2 separate regions of the Mus musculus genome follow, and region 2 is linked to region 1. A link is a loop called in an ENCODE intact Hi-C map of the cell type or tissue named here. Cell type or tissue: left cerebral cortex. All regions are shown on one strand. Links, peaks and the distances in the headings refer to the core of each region. The heading gives the core; the rest is flanking DNA.

What was found. Peaks named below come from ENCODE experiments on the same cell type or tissue, not always from the same donor. Only the 100,000 strongest peaks of a DNase experiment are listed, where the experiment ranks them.
Region 2: a loop joins it to region 1, with 2.0 times the contacts of the local background. A loop is called at or near these places in 2 of 42 quality-filtered maps.

Annotation. Positions count from the first base shown.
Region 1 is chr13:43,931,805-43,940,143 of GRCm38, reverse strand. No RefSeq gene overlaps it. Among named protein-coding and RNA genes, the nearest start is that of Gm2233, 13 kb to the left of the region's middle. In left cerebral cortex, for the core only: no CTCF peak of the experiment used is centred there; DNase peaks (open chromatin) are centred at 551, 1,249, 4,590, 6,772 and 1 more place.
Region 2 is chr13:44,069,060-44,077,398 of GRCm38, reverse strand. No RefSeq gene overlaps it. Among named protein-coding and RNA genes, the nearest start is that of Gm33630, 27 kb to the left of the region's middle. In left cerebral cortex, for the core only: no CTCF peak of the experiment used is centred there; DNase peaks (open chromatin) are centred at 186, 3,051 and 4,040; H3K27ac peaks cover 1,613 bases.

The DNA.
Region 1 (8,339 bases), core at 17-8,016:
GCTCTTCAGGCATCCTCTTCTCCGTTACCATGGAACGGACAGAATAGCTTGGACTCTGAAGCAGAGTCACAAGAAGTGTGATTCATCCAGAGCAGCATCACCATGCAGAACAAGCAAATACAAAATCCTAAAAAAGAACAAAACCTTAGTAATATGCACTGCTCTGACTTAGTAAGCAGGGCATTTTGTGGCTACTCTGTTAAAAATTTGTTGGTCATTTTCACGACTTAGTTATTCTGTGTGCCTATTTCTTTTCCAGAGAAAGAACAAGGATACATTTACTTTAGCATTTTTTTTTCTCTTTACTGGGTGCTTTCCACATTGCTCCTGAAGCCCATTTCCACATACAGAATATATTTAAGGAGCTGTCTTCTGATTAAAGAGAAAAACATGTATGTAACTAATTTCCTATAGACTTTTAAAACACTTTGTTCATCTAGATGTGTGTATTTCTACTCTAATTGAAATTCCAAAATAGTCACTTTCTGAACTGTCAAAATTGTAAAGCTGTTGATGGGTGCAGCTCTGGGGTTTCCATGGTAACTACTTTCATTGCCTAGGAGATGCTGGTCTGCTGACGCTACTTGCTGAACTGGCTCAAATCTTGAAAAGTTGGCGCTACCCAGGAGTGTGCGAGCATGTCCTGAAAGTTTAGCAGGCTTTAATCTCTAATAGCTGACACCAAGCGTGGTTGTATCAGGTTTCCTCTGGCTGAGATAGCTCTGTCTGACCTGAAGTTCTTCACTCTGTTGAGGATAAGCTGTTTGACAATCATCTAATGTTAGCTACTAGGTCCTATTTGGACAGTGATCATTTATATGAATAATTCCCAAATTACATTACCTTGGTTACTAATAGGTGGCCAAAGATGACAGAATTTTAGTTTGTTCATGGGGCAGCAAGATGTTCCAAAGGCAAATGGTACACAGACCATTACACAAGTCTGTGAGCTCTCTCTCTCTCTCTCTCTCTCTCTCTCTCTCTCTCTCTCATTCAGGAAACTCCAATTTCTTCTAATTATATCCTGAGGATCATTTAAACAGGGCGGTCCATTTGAAAGCAGTCACTTTTAAAGCTATTTTGCACTAAATGAGTTTTCTTTTAGATGTGTTTGGCTGGCTCAAGAATCAATCACCACATGCAAATGTGCTGATAAATAAAGCCCTGGCTGCATCTTGGAGCTTCCTCAAAAACTGATGTGCGTGCTGTCTGCTGAAAACGGAACCCTTAAACACTCCTTAAACGTTTAAGTGTACGCCGCTGAATCCAAGGTGTCCATTTGATGTGTGTCAATTCATGAGGTACACAAAACAACAAGAGGAATGTGAGTCTTTCCCTCGCAAGTTAGCTGGTGAGGATGCCTGGGTGAGGCAGGGCTGCTGGGAAGTTGCTCCCCACGAGGAAATGGCTCCCCACACTTATGGTAAGGAGTCCTTTCAAAGTCACTAGCAGGTGAGTTGTGACTGGCTGTGAGCCAGTTATACCACATCTCTTTGGGATCTTTCTTTCCACTCTTAGTCTCCATTTCTAATGGAAGACAGACACCAGGAAAAGAGAAGGTCTCCAAGGTACGATTGACAACTTCACAGGCTTCTAAGCCAAAGCATGCACCAAACAGACGTGTTGACAGCTGACCCAGTTGTTACAATGTCTCAGCTCTTGGTCGGTTGTATCTTGCAATGACAATTTTCCTAAGTTGCCTTTGTGGTTTAGGGGACTGCCACATGTTCGTGACACATATTTTTTAATTATCTATAAACCTTGTTCTTTGTTTTCCTTTAGTGATTTGGAAGCTGCATATGTAGCTTCCATAATAATAAAATGATCATAGGCACACCGGCTACCCAGTTAGTGAGAGCGTGGGTACACGGGCTACCCAGTCAGTGACTTCCAGGTGTGGCGACATGGCTGCGTTCTCCATGGAAAATGGAAGTGTTGTAGATTGCTTCCAGACTTGGCGGAAAATATTACACAAGAGCTCCTCTGGGGGCCTTTCCCATCTTCCAGAGACATGGAATCCAGCAGAGCGCTAAAGAAGGCAGCATGGATCCCCAAGAAATGGCATCTGCTGATCTGCCCTGTTGGCCAACTTCTCACCTCTTGAATTTGAGAGTGCAAATATCTTCATTTAAAAAAATTGGCTTAAAAGTTTCTTGATAAATACTAGTACACATTTGGGTCTTTAGACATAAACTGTATTTTGTCCTAAATAACATAGGCATTGAAAGTGTGATTATAATTAGTACCAAGATGAGCTTTCATATGTAAATCCTTACCTAAATGTTTAGGAGGAAGTTTCTTTCTTTTAAAAGGGGATTATTTTAGTGTGTGTGTGTGTGTGTGTGTGTGTGTGTGTGTGTGTGTTGGTGACCAGTGGGCCAGAGATGTCAGAGTTACAGATGGTTGTGAGCTTCTTGATGAGAGTGTTGGGAACCAAAGGAAACATACACAGGTGACCAGAAAGAGCAGTTTGTGCTCATAACCGCTAAGCCATCTCTCTACCCTATAAAAGAGTTTCCCTATTTGGCAGTCTCTGAATTAGACTCACAAAAGAAGCAAGGCAGAGGGCTCAGAGCCTGTGACAGGAAGACATACAGAAGAAATGCTGATGAACCACTGTCCAAGTGAGTCGGGTCCATTGTTGTAGTTCTCAAGACAGGACATGTGCCTTTTGGTTCCTTTTTTAAATACTGAATTTAACCTTAACATTCTTCTGTATATAATAGAATTCTGCATACCTGAGATGTATCTGAGATTATTTTTGTGAGGTCTTGTCACCCAATACAAAATTCTCAGAGAGCTATCTGCAACATGTAAGAAACTGCTCTGCTCAGTTTATTGCTTGTTGGGATGCCATGAAGTGTTTGGCTCAGCCGGGAGACTCTTCAACTACAAGAAAGGGGACAGCCATCTCCAGTGGGCACTGTCAGGACTTGAAGCATCCAAGATGGTTTCTCTGTCTTTACTGTCTTGCTTAATGTAATTCCTGGGCATATAAACACCTAACTTGAACAGCCTAAAAACTTGGCCGCCTCTATCTATTTTCAGATTTGGACATAGGCATTAAAAAAAAAAAGAGTCATATTTAAGAGATGAGGGAGAGAGCCACCTCTTGACAGAGCAGGTTGTATTTACAAAGGAGAAAGGCACTGGCTGCGCATACAGTCTACCTACTACAGGGAATTGTAATATAACAAAGAATATTTCTGTTCTTTATCCCCAGTTCCTAGAACAGAGCTTCAAAAACTCTTGGATCTTTCAAAGTGACACATGTCTAATTCTTTTGTTGTTCATAACAAGGGCCCCTTTCTATCATAGCTGGGCATATGCTAATGAAATGACTCATTATACAGAGCTCTCAGACAGCATCCGGTAATCCCAGTCCCCCCCTCCCCAGACCCCCCACAGGGTTAGAACTTTGGAATTCCAGCCCCACCTCTCAATGTCCTGAGAGGGGAGAGAGACTGGAGATTGAATGCAATTCTAATCGCCTGTGATTAAATCAATTATGCCTATATAATGAAACCCCGATACAAATTCCCAGCACATGGAGGCTCAGGCAGGTTCCCAGCTGTGGCACATAGCCTTGTGCTGGAAAACATTCATGGAGTCTGTGAAGAGCTGGACACCAAGCCGCCAGTCCCAGACCTCACCTTGTGAAATTCTTCATCTGGGTTAGCATTTGCCTGCTCTGTAAGTAAGTAATAACAGCAAGAGGGCAGGAGAGATGGCTCTGTGGGTGAAAGTGCTTGCAATTCTGCCCCAAGACCCAAGTTTGATCCCCAGGAGAGACATAGTAGGAAGGAGAGGACTGGGACTGACTTGGTGTCTGGGACCTCCATGTGTGTGCCATGACACATGCACATATACACATGCACATAGATAGATAGATAGATAGATAGATAGATAGATAGATAGATAGATAGACAGACAGACAGACAGACAGACAGATAGATAGATAGATAGAAAAACGAACAGTAAGAATAGCTCTTTCTCAGGTTACAGGAGTCACCTAGTCAACTAGTCTCATGACTAGTTGAATTGTTGAGAGTTGGGGGGAATCCTCCAAAACTGTCATCATTTCAGACAAAGGTGTTATTTGGGATGTGACTGCTGAACTTGTGGGATGGAAGCTGGCTCTAGTTCACTGGCATCAGCCTGGACTTGTAGGATAACCAGTTGGTATCAGAGGACGCCTGTGGGAAGGCAACTCCCTATAACATCACCTAGAGGGCCCGAGTTCAGTGGCTCATGTATGCATGGCCCATGTGCCCCTTGCAAAGATATCATTTTCCTGTCGGTTAATGTTGGCATGTGCACTCATAATGAATAAGCAGCTAGAAGGTGTAGGCAAAGCACTTTATAAACTAAAGAACATAAAACAAGTATTAGCTAAAATTATGTACCAGACCCTGATGCATAGTCAAACATCTCAGAGCACGAGTACTCGGTGGCTAGAGCCTCAGCCACGTGCCAGCCAAGTGAGAGAAGTAATGAATGTAGATTCCCAAACTAAAGATAGAACTTTCGCTCTATGTGGCTTCCGTGTGCACTTCTGGAATCCTTTTTTTTTTTTCCCCCATTCAATCCCAGGCAAAAACTTGGCAAATGTCTCCTCATGAATCATCTTCCAGTGGCGCTTGCTATTCCACACCAGCAGAAGAATTATGTGAGGCCACAGTCTTGGCTGGCTTGCACTCAAAGAAAACACGCTATCCCAAAGTCCATGTGGTGTTTGAACTGGCTCTCAGCTCCTGCATCCAGTCGGCCCTTGAAGCAGAGTTAAGATGGGCTCCCATCTGAATGCTGTGGGGATGTTGGTTGAGACTCAGCAGAAGAGATGGTGCTGGCTAGCTGATGGCATAATATCCACCCCCCAGAATTTTGCCATGCCCATTCATGAAGTGGAACATGTGCCTGTCCCACTTCAAGCATTCAGCTATTGCCTTTTCAGGTCTACTGTGCACCAGAGGAAAGGAAGACAAAAACAGGGGCGATGTCACAGTCATCAAAGCAACACTGTGAAAGTATGGCATGTACAAGTGGTGTCCCCAAGGCCATGAGGATTAGAATGTGGAAAATGCCCATCAACTTAACTCAAGTACATATGGAGTCATTTTACCAACACAGAAGAGGAGCCAGGACACGCAGTCTCCAGCTTCAAGTCCTTAATGCACACATCAGAGTGCACACATCAGAGTGCACACATCAGAATGTACACATCAGAATGCACACACAATGATCATGTCACACTTTGCATGACTTCTATAAAGTTCGGACAAAGGAAAATTGAAGAACAGCTAATCAAAATGCCATCCACAGGCTGGGTTTGTTGGCACATAATTGTGAATCTCAGGATTCAGGAGGCCGCGGCAGGAAGCTCAGGAGACCCTGGGGCCAGCCTGGCCTACATAGCGCAGCACCATTTAAGCAACAACAATAATCACAACAACTAACTAAAGGCTCACGATCAGAGACAGGTGTGCGTAGAAATCATCTCCCGCTTTTTAAATGGCCCCATCTCTTCACACAGCTTCCCAAAAAAGGGAAGCTTCCAGGTCATTTGTCGCCATCACAAAACTTATGAAAGTGAGATGGGGTGGTGTACATTATTTTGGCCCACAGGCTTCAAGTGGAGTTGTATATTTCCCTAAGGGGACAAAAATAGAACATTTATTAAATGGCGAGTTATTCGAAAACCAGCACAGGCCCCAGTTGTCTTTCAAAGGCTCTGATTTACTGCGTACTTTTCCCTTGAGAAAGGCCTTTTGAAAATGTTCATTTCCATTTTAAGAGACTCCGGGTTCTGATCTGTTGGGAGGGTTCTCGCTCTTTCCCTGACTGGGGCAGAATTGGAGCCTTGCTCTCAGGGCCTGGATCTTTCCATGGCCTGTGCCGGGCATCTGAACATCAAGTCCTCCAAGTGTATTGTCACCCTAGTTAATCTGAAGGTCAGAACTGGTGTCCCTCTACCAGGTGACATCTTCATACCCCAGTAAAAAGCCTAGCACAGTAGCTAAGAGACAGAGGAGATGGGGTGTTCCAACACCCCAAAGCCTGTGCCTCAATGTTACTCCAAAATTTCATATTAAATGTAATCTCGTTGCTAAAGTAAACTGACAGTCATAGAAATCTTAGATGGTGCTTTGCATCAGAAAATATACCTATGTATTTTTACATTGTTTGGGTGACAGTGACACTCGTGGAGAGCCAGCTGGCTAGAGCTGGTGTGCTCTAGACAAGCTGAAAGACAAAGGTTGGCTCAAGCCACTTTTAATATCACACCTAGAGGGTGAGAAGATGCTCTTTAGGGAAACTGCTCTCATAGCAAGCACAGGGACTGGAGTTTGGGTCCCCAGCAGCATGTGAAAGCCTGGCACGGTAGCACTTGAACCCCAGAGCTGGGTGTAGAGACAAGGGCATCGTTAGAGCTCACAGGCCAGCCAGATGAGCCAAGAAGTGAGCTCCAGATTCAGCTCTCTCTCTCTCTCTCTCTCTCTCTCTCTCTCACACACACACACACACACACACACACACACAGAGAGACAGACACACACACAAACACTATATCAGGCCCACTGTCAGTGCTATATCACACACTCTACCAGTGCTGCTTCTACTCTGCACTGATCTTGCTTTGCCCTTAGAATGAGCTTGCAAGGCTTGCCTCTGCAGGGGCAAGTACAGGTCCCTGATAGGGACAAACCTAAGGCTGAGTTTCAGGCCCCACATGCCTTACAACTGTGGTAACAGATGACCTGACTTCCCACTTCAAGTCTTCTGTCCAGATGTCTCCACCCCACACCCTACACTCAAGGGGAAACACACACATGTGCGTGCACACAAAAGGCAACACACACACACACACACACACACACACACACACACCATTGTGGTTATATAAGGAGTCCTTTCCAGAAAATCATTTCCGTCTCCTCCCTGTCTCCTTTGCCTCCTCCCCTCCCTTCTTTCTCTTCTACAACATTAACATTTGCACAAACCAACCGAAGCTCCACCTCGTATGGCACAGGCCTGTGCCCTGACTGAGGTCACTGCCTCCAGGTGCCCGCCACTCAGCAATGTATCACTAGCTGTTCTATGGGAGCCCGAGTCACAGGCTAAGTGGTTGTTAGTGAAAACAGGATTAGGAGGAGAACAGGCCCAGAACGCCATTTATAGCCAGGCTGCCTCCACTCCTCACAGGTAAGTGGCGTGCCTGGCTTAAAAAGCCACAAGGCTCCCGTTCGCTGTAGCACGTTCCAAGTGTTGTCTAGTTCTGTGTTCAGTTAATTGTGATCTATAATCCATGTGCACTCGCAGCTCTGCAGGTGACAGGAAGCTGGCCTTAAACAAAAGGGGACAACTAGGATTTTTTCACTACTGACTTTCTATCTTAGGGAATAAAAGAAAGTGTGTGTGCCCCCTCCCCAGGAGGAAATGGTTCATTTTTACTTTATTATCTCATTGTTTTGTTTTGTTTTGATAGCTATATGCAATCAGTGGATAAGCGAGTGTTACAATCCTGGTCCATCTCTAATTAATAAGATCAATTGCTACTGTATTTTCTTTTACAAACTCATTTAGATATGTCAGGGCTGCAATGATTTTGAGAATGATCTGGCTTTGAGCTCATTCATCTTTCCTCTTCCTCACAGAGGAAATAAAACTGTCAGCGTGAGTGCCCTTTGAAGTCTGTTTCAGATCCTTGATTGAAAATGAAAAACGAAGCTCTCGAGCCTCGCATCATTTACAGGGTTAAAAGTCCTGTTCTCTATTGGGGTGTGTGTGTGTGTGTGTGTGTGTGTGTGTGAGAGAGAGAGAGAGAGAGAGAGAGAGAGAGAGAGAGAGAGAATGTCTGTGAAAGTGTCTCTGTGTGTCAGTCTGTGTATGTGTATGTGTGTGAGAGTGTGTGTGTTTCTATGTGGATGTATGTATGTGTTGAGTATTTGTATAAGAGTGTGTGTGTTTTTGTGTGTATGTATGTGTGTGGCTATGTGTGTGTATGCATATGAGAGTGTGTATGTTTCTGTCTGTGTGTGTGAATTTGTATGAGCATGTATGTGTGTGTGTCTATGTGTATGTTGGTGTGTGAGTGTGTATGTCTCTGTGTGTGAGTGTATATGTATGTACGTATATGGTATATGTGCCTATGCATGTGTCTGTGTGTATATGTGTGTGTGTGTGTGTGTGTGTGTGTGTGTGAGAGAGAGAGAGAGAGAGAGAGAGAGAGAGAGAGAGAGAGAATGTAACAGTGCCCCTGTGTGTCTGTATATGTAAGTATGTGTGTATGTGTCTGTCTGTGTGTGTGAATTTGCATGTGTATATATATGAGTGTGTGT
Region 2 (8,339 bases), core at 160-8,159, 140 kb before region 1:
CAATGATGGGCCCTCCGTCCCTCCCTCGCCCTGATGGCTCTTGCAGACGGCATGTAATAATAATTTTATATCTGACGCTGGCTGTTATTCCGTTCCTTCTAGTTCTAACTATTATTTTACATTTGCAGAAGCTCATTATGACTCATTGGGCAGCCAAAGAAACATAATGAGTCCACGATGATTATGCATGGCACTTGCTCCACAAATAGATATTAAACAGCTCATGAAATCTATAAATGTCCTTACTATCCTGGGTGTGTTATAAAGCTTTGAATCGATAATTCAGGCGAGCTTTTCATGCTCCAGAATGTAGCTTTTTAACTTTTTCTTCGTAGAAATGCTAGTTATTCACATACAGGGATGGGGGGAAGACTATAAGGAGTGGGGAGGAAAGAGAAATGGAGGAAAAGAAAGAAAACAAATTTGAAAGATACAGCTCTTCTTTCACACAGCTGGCTGCCAGTTGCCCACACAAGAGATAACCAATAGTACACACAAGTCATAAACTCAAAAGGGATTTGGTGAGTGTGCAAACAAATTATATGTCTGCAGTAGGGACTGGATTGGATGTGGCCACTGGTGTGGGTGATAGGCTTTCCTGATGGTTTACTCTGAGCCTGCACTGAGTATGGGTCCGTTTGCTATTTCTCCAAAAGCAAGATGATGCTGACATTATCCTCACAGATGGTAACACCACCTTCATCCATCAGAGAAAATCAACGCGCTTGCTGAATGGCGGCAAAAGGCCAATGATCAGAAGATGTTCGTGAGGGTTCTTGACTAAGAAAGAGTGATTGGATTTGACTGCTCCTTTATGGTTTATTCTGGTAAATGAATGATTTTTACCAACTACCGATTTGCCGAACCCAAATGACTGGGTATGATCTAGGCTGACATCTGTCCTGGGTCTTCATCAGATTCCCTGTTCTCTTCAGTTCCCATAACCCTCACTTACTGTTCCTTCACCTGCACCAAATTCCTTCACCTACGCCCTGCTCTTAGTCATGGGAAGAGCTTGTCAGTCAATCTCCTGGCCTCCAGTTCTGCTCTCTTCCACACTGAACACCAGCATAATGTTTGGAAAGCCATTCCTGGTGATGTGGCTTCTAAGTACTTATCAGTGAATTCCTTTGGCTTGAGAATAGAATACACATTCATTTGCATATAGATCATTTATGGTCTCCTATGTGACTCTCCTCCAGCCTCATCATCCCACCCCACTTCTCATCGGGCCCTCCTTCCAGTCTCCTTGAATGTTTGCATCTTCCATGTCTCTGGGCTTCTGGCTCGCTCCCTGAAAGCATTTGCCCATCTGATCCTGCATGAGATGGCTACATACAACTATTTCAAGACTTCTCATTTCCTCTGGCAGTTTTTCTGATCTAACTGTTCTGCTCATCATCTTCAGAGACACACAACTCAAAGGTGAGACCCATGCCTTGATTAGGTCAATAGAAAATAGAAGACACCCTCTGCTCAGTCCAGATCTGAGGATGGTTCATCCACAGGACCATATTTTGAAATTATGAAAGGATACAGGATCAGACATAGAAACTTGAGGCCAGAAGACACACCAAAACTGTCACAAGGCCAAGGACAGGAAAAAAAAAAGAAAGAAAGAAAAGAAAGAAAGAATGAATGTGTTCAATATACTCATTGAGATTTGATTGCATTATTCTCCCAGTAAAAGAAATAATGGGTTCCCTGATGGGGACTGAGACTGATAAATTAATGACACAAACACAGAGATTTTTATTTGATGCTTTCTTTCTCCCTCCCCTCCCCTTCCTTCCCCTCTCTCCTTCTCCCTCTCCCTCCCTCTCTCTCTCTGGAAACAGGTACAGGAATCTTCACAGAGAAGAAATGAAGATCAAAAGCACTGAATAGGGTTGACGCAGTACATATCACCTCAGCAAAGGGTAGTCAACTGTGGGGATATGACAGCACAGAAGCAAAAGGCCTTGGAGCTCTGGCAGTAAATTGTGGATACACAACTAGGAGTCAGATAGAGGAAACACTTATAAAAGATAAGGAGGAGTGCTCTAGTCTTATTTGCAAGAATTCATCTGGGCATCAGATACTTGTTTCTAGAGATCAGAATATCCCCTCCTCTTACAGGGAAGGCATCTTTCTTACCAGAAATTGACTCAGTACTTTAGAGAGGAAGAGGTAGGTCAGACAGCCTTGTGCACATCTACTGTTGCTCAAGGGCTTTCAGCTCAGAATAACCAAATAGACCAGTGGGAGGTGCATTTGAAGTAGCAGGTCCTGATTCATAGGAAAAGGGTCAAGAGTGGATCTGGAGGGTAAAGCACCCATCTGTGCTACGGCTCTGTAGTCACACATGCCCTGCAGAATTCTAGCAGCTTAGACCCTTCACTCCTATGTTGGTCTGCTCTTGGAAGAAAAGTGAACCAGTCACCTCTTCCCCCGTGCCCTTTGAAGTGGCTACAATGGAACTATAGTCTCAACAAGTAGTTTCTAAAATGAAATAACAATATTTTCAATGTACAGAGTGACAGAATAGTTAAAGACCTCAGGGAGCGTTTAGTCTGCTCTTCTTGTTTCAGGGGTAGAAAAAGTAAAGACTAGAAGCAAATAAATGCCCTGTTCGAGGATTACAATTCCTAGCAGCAGGCACAGGACTAGATCTGACTTTCCATGATTCCCTGTCTCCCTCTCTTCCTCTACCATTTAATTTTTATCACACCATCTCGAGTTATTCCTTGGAAGGAAAGTTTCCCATAAAACCAAGAACCGTATGTTTTGGCAACAAAAAAGAGACAGCAAGAAGAAGAAGAAGAAAAAAAAGAGGCTGGATATGCCTGCTTTGATTCCTCTGCCAAAAGCAATTTCTGAGTTCTCAGGATAACAGCACTTGTAAGCCCAGCAAAGTGCCACAGATCGGAGCCACGCAACGAAGTGTGGAGCCCAGGAATAACGTCATCATACAAACTACCTCTGGAGCTGGGCTGTGAGGCTGCTTTCGCTTTAACATCCTATTAGCTTGTTATCTTTAGCTTTTAAAGTCTTTCCTGGTTCCAAACCTACAGGCAGTGATGGTGAGTAGGAGGGAGGTTGAGTAAGATGTTCCTTAGTTGGGAGGCATAGCTGTTGGTGCCTTCCCCCTCAGTGATTCAGTCGTTGGCTGCTGTTGGTGTCGCTGCTGCCACTGCTGCTGCCACCGCTGTTATTTTCTTCTAGGGCAATGCTTCCGAAATGAATGCACAGTGGTAGCAAAAGTCATACAGTGTACTTAGCACAATAGATTCAGCCCTGTGTTTGTTTACCTGCCCTTACTAAATCACACTCTTGAAATCATCCTATATGCCTTTTGTCTGGATAACCTCAGATCTCGTTCAAGTGTCTACTGCATTGGGGGGCCGTTCCAAAGAATAGGGGAGATACTGGGTGGTCTTGAAAATGTGTTCAGTGGTGCAGCGCTAGAGGACTGAAGCTGGTATTGCTCTGAGCACTCACAAGTCCCCTTCATTTCACCGACAGAGAATGGTTCTCCCACTACCGAGTGGCTGGTGTAATAACCTGAGAAGATGATGTGCTTGCTGCCCCATGTGAATGGTGGGCATAGCTCAGATTTCCACGTGAGCTTTAGAGGCGACAAGACACCTATGAGTAGATGGATATCCCCACCAATAAAACGAAGGCTGTGAATTATAATGCTCTTGCTATCCAGGCCTCTAATGGGTATGAAGCCAATCCTCGAAACTCCTGCTAGAAAGGATCAAGAGGGACTATTTCTGTAGGTTCAGGATCTGTGTCGACTTAGGATCACAGGCAACTTTGCTGCCAAAAGAAACCCAGCACTGCATATTTTAGTTCCTCAGAGGACACGCAATGTTGGAAAAATCATTTTCCATCTTGCATCACAAAAAAGCCAAAGGAAAATCAGGAGAACTGTCACACTCTGTGAATAACTTTGCTACGTATAAGACAGGATTGTGTGCTGTGTGAGTGTATGCATGCGCACTCCATTCTTTTGGGAGGCACAAGGGAGAATTCCCATAGATGGGGGAGTGTGTGAGTCAGGGGATGTGGGAGAAGGCACGTGAGATCGTGGGATTACACTTAATTAGTTAAAATGTGTGCTTTATAAAAACCATTTTGCCAAAAATGAGCTTTGTGGGAAGGAGAAGGCAGCAGGGACGAGGCTGCGTGGGGGAGAGGGAGGACTGAGACGTGCCAAGAGCGAGGGAAGGCTTACTTGTTGTTGAATGTTGAATCCCACTGACGAGTGTGCCATGAGCCAATTCAGGGAAATTTGAATGCAAATTGAGAGAGTGCAAAACTACTGGGCCCTGATATTATGTAGAGACATTGTGTGTGTGTGTGTGTGTGTGTGCGTGTGTGTGTGTGTGTGTGTGTGTGTGTGTGTGTGTGCCCTATTTTTATAAGAACTCTGAACATTCCCCAGTGACTTAAAGTTTGGGAAATCCTTGCTTGTCTCCCTTTCCCATGTCCTGTCTTTCTATAACACAATAGTGGTGACATATCCCCTGGTCCTTTTCTTCTCGTGGGCCCTTGTGACTTTACCAAGTGAAGGCACAGAGTTCTTTCCTCTTGAGGATGCTATATCTTAGAAGAAAGAAGAGACCAGATTCTCACTAGACCATGAACATATTGACACCCTGTCTTTGGACTTTACAGGTTTTAGAATAATAAGAAATTATATCTTCTGTTATTTATAACTTCCCAAGTCTCAAGTATTCTATTATACTGGCTAGGATGGCACTAGCTACTGTAACAGCCTCCAACCTTCAGTGGCTCCGTGGATTTTGGAAAACAGACTAGACTGCTCCTTGCATCATGTGCCTGTGCCGTTCTCCTAGGGACTGGAAGTCCTTGGAGTCTACACTAGAATGTGAGATAGAGGGTGAAGAAGGGGACCATGCCTCTTCATAGCTTAAAACTCAGAGGTTACAGATATGAATTCCACGTGTACCCTCTGAGCCTGCCCCAGATGCTTGGATGTTTGGGGAACAGAGTCTGATCGAGTCACAGAAATTAGTGATGAAGACAGATCCTAGCCAGAATATTTTGCTACATAAGCAAGAGCTTGCAGTTTGAACAACAGAAATGGCTATACTCTACTACTGCCCACTTAGAGCAACCGCTCTTGACAATAAGGGGAAAAAATGACTAGACATCTTTTTCCATTGACCATAATGCTTTCTCCAGAGACAACAAAGGCAAAGCCCTAATATAGCATTTCTGTGAAATTTTTTAAATAAATGAAGTTAAGGATTCTGTGGGTTTCATTTTCCTTCTGTGTCCTCTGAGTTTGCCCTGCTCCTTCTCCACACCTGACACCCACTCCACCCTGGAAGCCCACTCTACTTCAGACACCAGCCTGTCCTCCCCACTGTTCCCTCTGGATTCATGATGTACATTCCTTTGCCATACGAATCTCCTTTCTCACACACATGTGTTTTAAAAGCCTTGCTTTTTATCAAAGGGTTTGAAAATACTCCCAAAACAATGGGGAGACATCTTTCTTTTTAGAAATCTCCAGACAGGCAGAACCATCAGTCATCTTCAGGACATCCCTGACTTTGGCAATAACACTAGGAACCAACACCTTTCCCTTCTCCCTGCTTGTAAATCAAAGGGCATGGGAGATAACTCATTCTTGATGGTGCAGAAGCTGAGATGAAGCAAACTTCAGTAGAGCCTTGACTCAGGTTTCACAGCTAGTTTATGAAGAATGACACTAAGAACCCAGGCATCTTGACTTCCTACGCCATTTTTTTTTCAGTTCTGATAAACAATCCTAAAAGCACTTGGGCTTAGGTATCAACACCAGTAGGCACTCCAAACGATAGGACATACACTTCTGTGGACATGCTCATGTGTGTGCAAGCATGATGAAATCTGTTATCAGCCCTGTCATCTTCTCTCACCCCACCCCCACCCCAGATCTTTTCTTAAAATAGGACTGATCATTTTAGGTGTCCACAATATTTTCACTAGGGCATAGTATTTGGTGCCTAATTAGTGCGGTTTCCCCCTTATATAAAAGCTACATGTGACCTAAAGACAAACTTATCAACACATGTACATGATAACCAAAATCAGAAGACATAGATGCTGATGAGAGAAATCAAAGAAGATCTAAGAGAATTGAACACTGTATCACTTGCATGAATGAGATGTTTCTTGAGTGGGATGTTTCATGAATGGAATGGATCATTACAAGTCAAACCTATCTAAAGAGTTGATCTAAAGAGTCAATAAGATATAAACCCAAGACTAAGCTGTTTTGACGACATTGACAAGCTGATTCCAAAATGAATAGGGTCATGCCAACAGAGACATAGCTAAAGAAAAAAACTAAGAGGCCACCGTGTGCCCTTATAAAAGCGCATCAGGAACTGAGGAATTGCTTAGCAGCGGAATGTGTGCCTGAAACTCATAGGCCCCAGGTCTGAAACAAGCACACATTGCTAACAGAAATGATTATGGACTAGTCCATTGTAAGGACTGAAAGTCTGGAAACAGACTTACCCTGCATATGTGTATATCTGGTTTGACTTATTAAATTATGGTACCATGGCTAAAGGACAATGTTTTCAATAATGGAACTGGTTCAGTTTGATATCTCTATAGGAAAACATATCTTGACTTTAGCACTCTCTTTCTCTATAAATATTGACTCCAAATGTGGAGGAAAGATAATAAATACTCTAGAAGAGAATGTGGCATATGTTTTCTGAAGAGTCAGGTGTTAGACATCTTGGGTTTTATTGGACCATAGGATTGACTCACAGTTGACATAGACATTAGGTAAATGCATAAGCAAGGTTGTGTCTTATAAAGCAATTTTCTTATCAAAGTCACGGGTGGTAAAATGGATTTGGGCCACAGATTATAGCTTGCCAATCCCCATCCCAGAAGATGACACAGGAGAATACTTCTGTGGTTTTTGACTTGGTTTTTAATGGCAGCTGAGGTACTAGCTGTAAAAGTGCTCTACATTGGATCCCTGTAAGTCAGAGTAAAGGGGACAATCTACTGAGTGTACAAAGTTAATTGTAGCACATGGGACTTACATACAGGTGTGTGTGTGTGTGTGTGTGTTGCATGTGTTTGTATGCATGTTTTTGCATATGGGAATGGTCATACGGAAGCCTAAGGTTGAAGTCTGGAATCATCTTTTATCATCCTTTCACCTTATTTGTGGAGGCAGAGTCTCTCAGTCAACTCATAGCTAGCCAATATGGCTAGTCATGCTAGCACTTTGCTCCAGGGATTTCCCGTCTCTGCCCTTTGGAGTTCAGAATTATACGTGGGCTTCCATGGCCACCCTGCATTTATGAGGGTTTCTGGGAATTTTCCTTATGATTCTCATGATTACATAGCAAGGGCTTAACCATCTTCCCCAATCCTCACGCTCTGGGTCTTAGGATCTTCAGTCGGAAGTCTCCTACACCATGTAACTTGTGATCGAATTAATTTGTTATCCTTTTCTTTCTCCAATTGTTCTTCATTAGAGGAATGTTGGCCATGGTCCTTTATGATGGGGGAAAGGAGACCCCCTACTTTTCTATTTCTACAATAACAGCAAAACTAAACAAACTCCCATTAAATGCAAATACACCTGGAAGTTTCCAAATGTGATGTAATTTAAAGTAATTAGATCAAAATCATGCTTAAGGTATGACTCATGTATGCGTGCAAATGCAAGTAAAATTAAGCTCATGTTTTTGAGTGGACAGTGGTTATCCTCGGGGAAGAGGGAATGGGTTATAAATTGGAAGTGCCTTCTGAAGTGGGTTGCTTGGGTGTTGATGAAATTCTATTCTTTGACCTGAGTGGTCCTTCATTTTGTGATAGATCCTAGAGCCATATATGTTTTCTGAATGCATTTTTCTACACTACATGATATATCACTTAAAAGATTTTTAAGAATTCATTAAAGTTAAAAGAAAAAGTTCACTATCATGTCTTCCCTTTGTGCATTTTAAACCCAGAGCAGGAAAGACACAAAAGCTACAGAGATGTTGAAAAACAACCCCCAGTCTCTTTGGTCTGGCTCCAAGATCCAACTAGCCTGAATATACTCAACCTAAAACGTCACCCCTGTTATTGACCCCCCTCAGGAGAAAGATAGTTCTAGACAGCCCCAAAGAAAGCTGTCTCGGGATTATCAAGTCAAGAAGAGAAGCCTCAAGACTTTCTTTCCTGGCCCCATCTTCAGTGAAGTCTTGAAGGAAGTGGTTTTCTTCACAATACAGTGGTTCAGGTTTCTATCAGTCAGTTCAGACTCCTTCTTCTCTATGGACTGGGTGGCTTCGTAAACTGTATGCACTATTGTTTGTTCA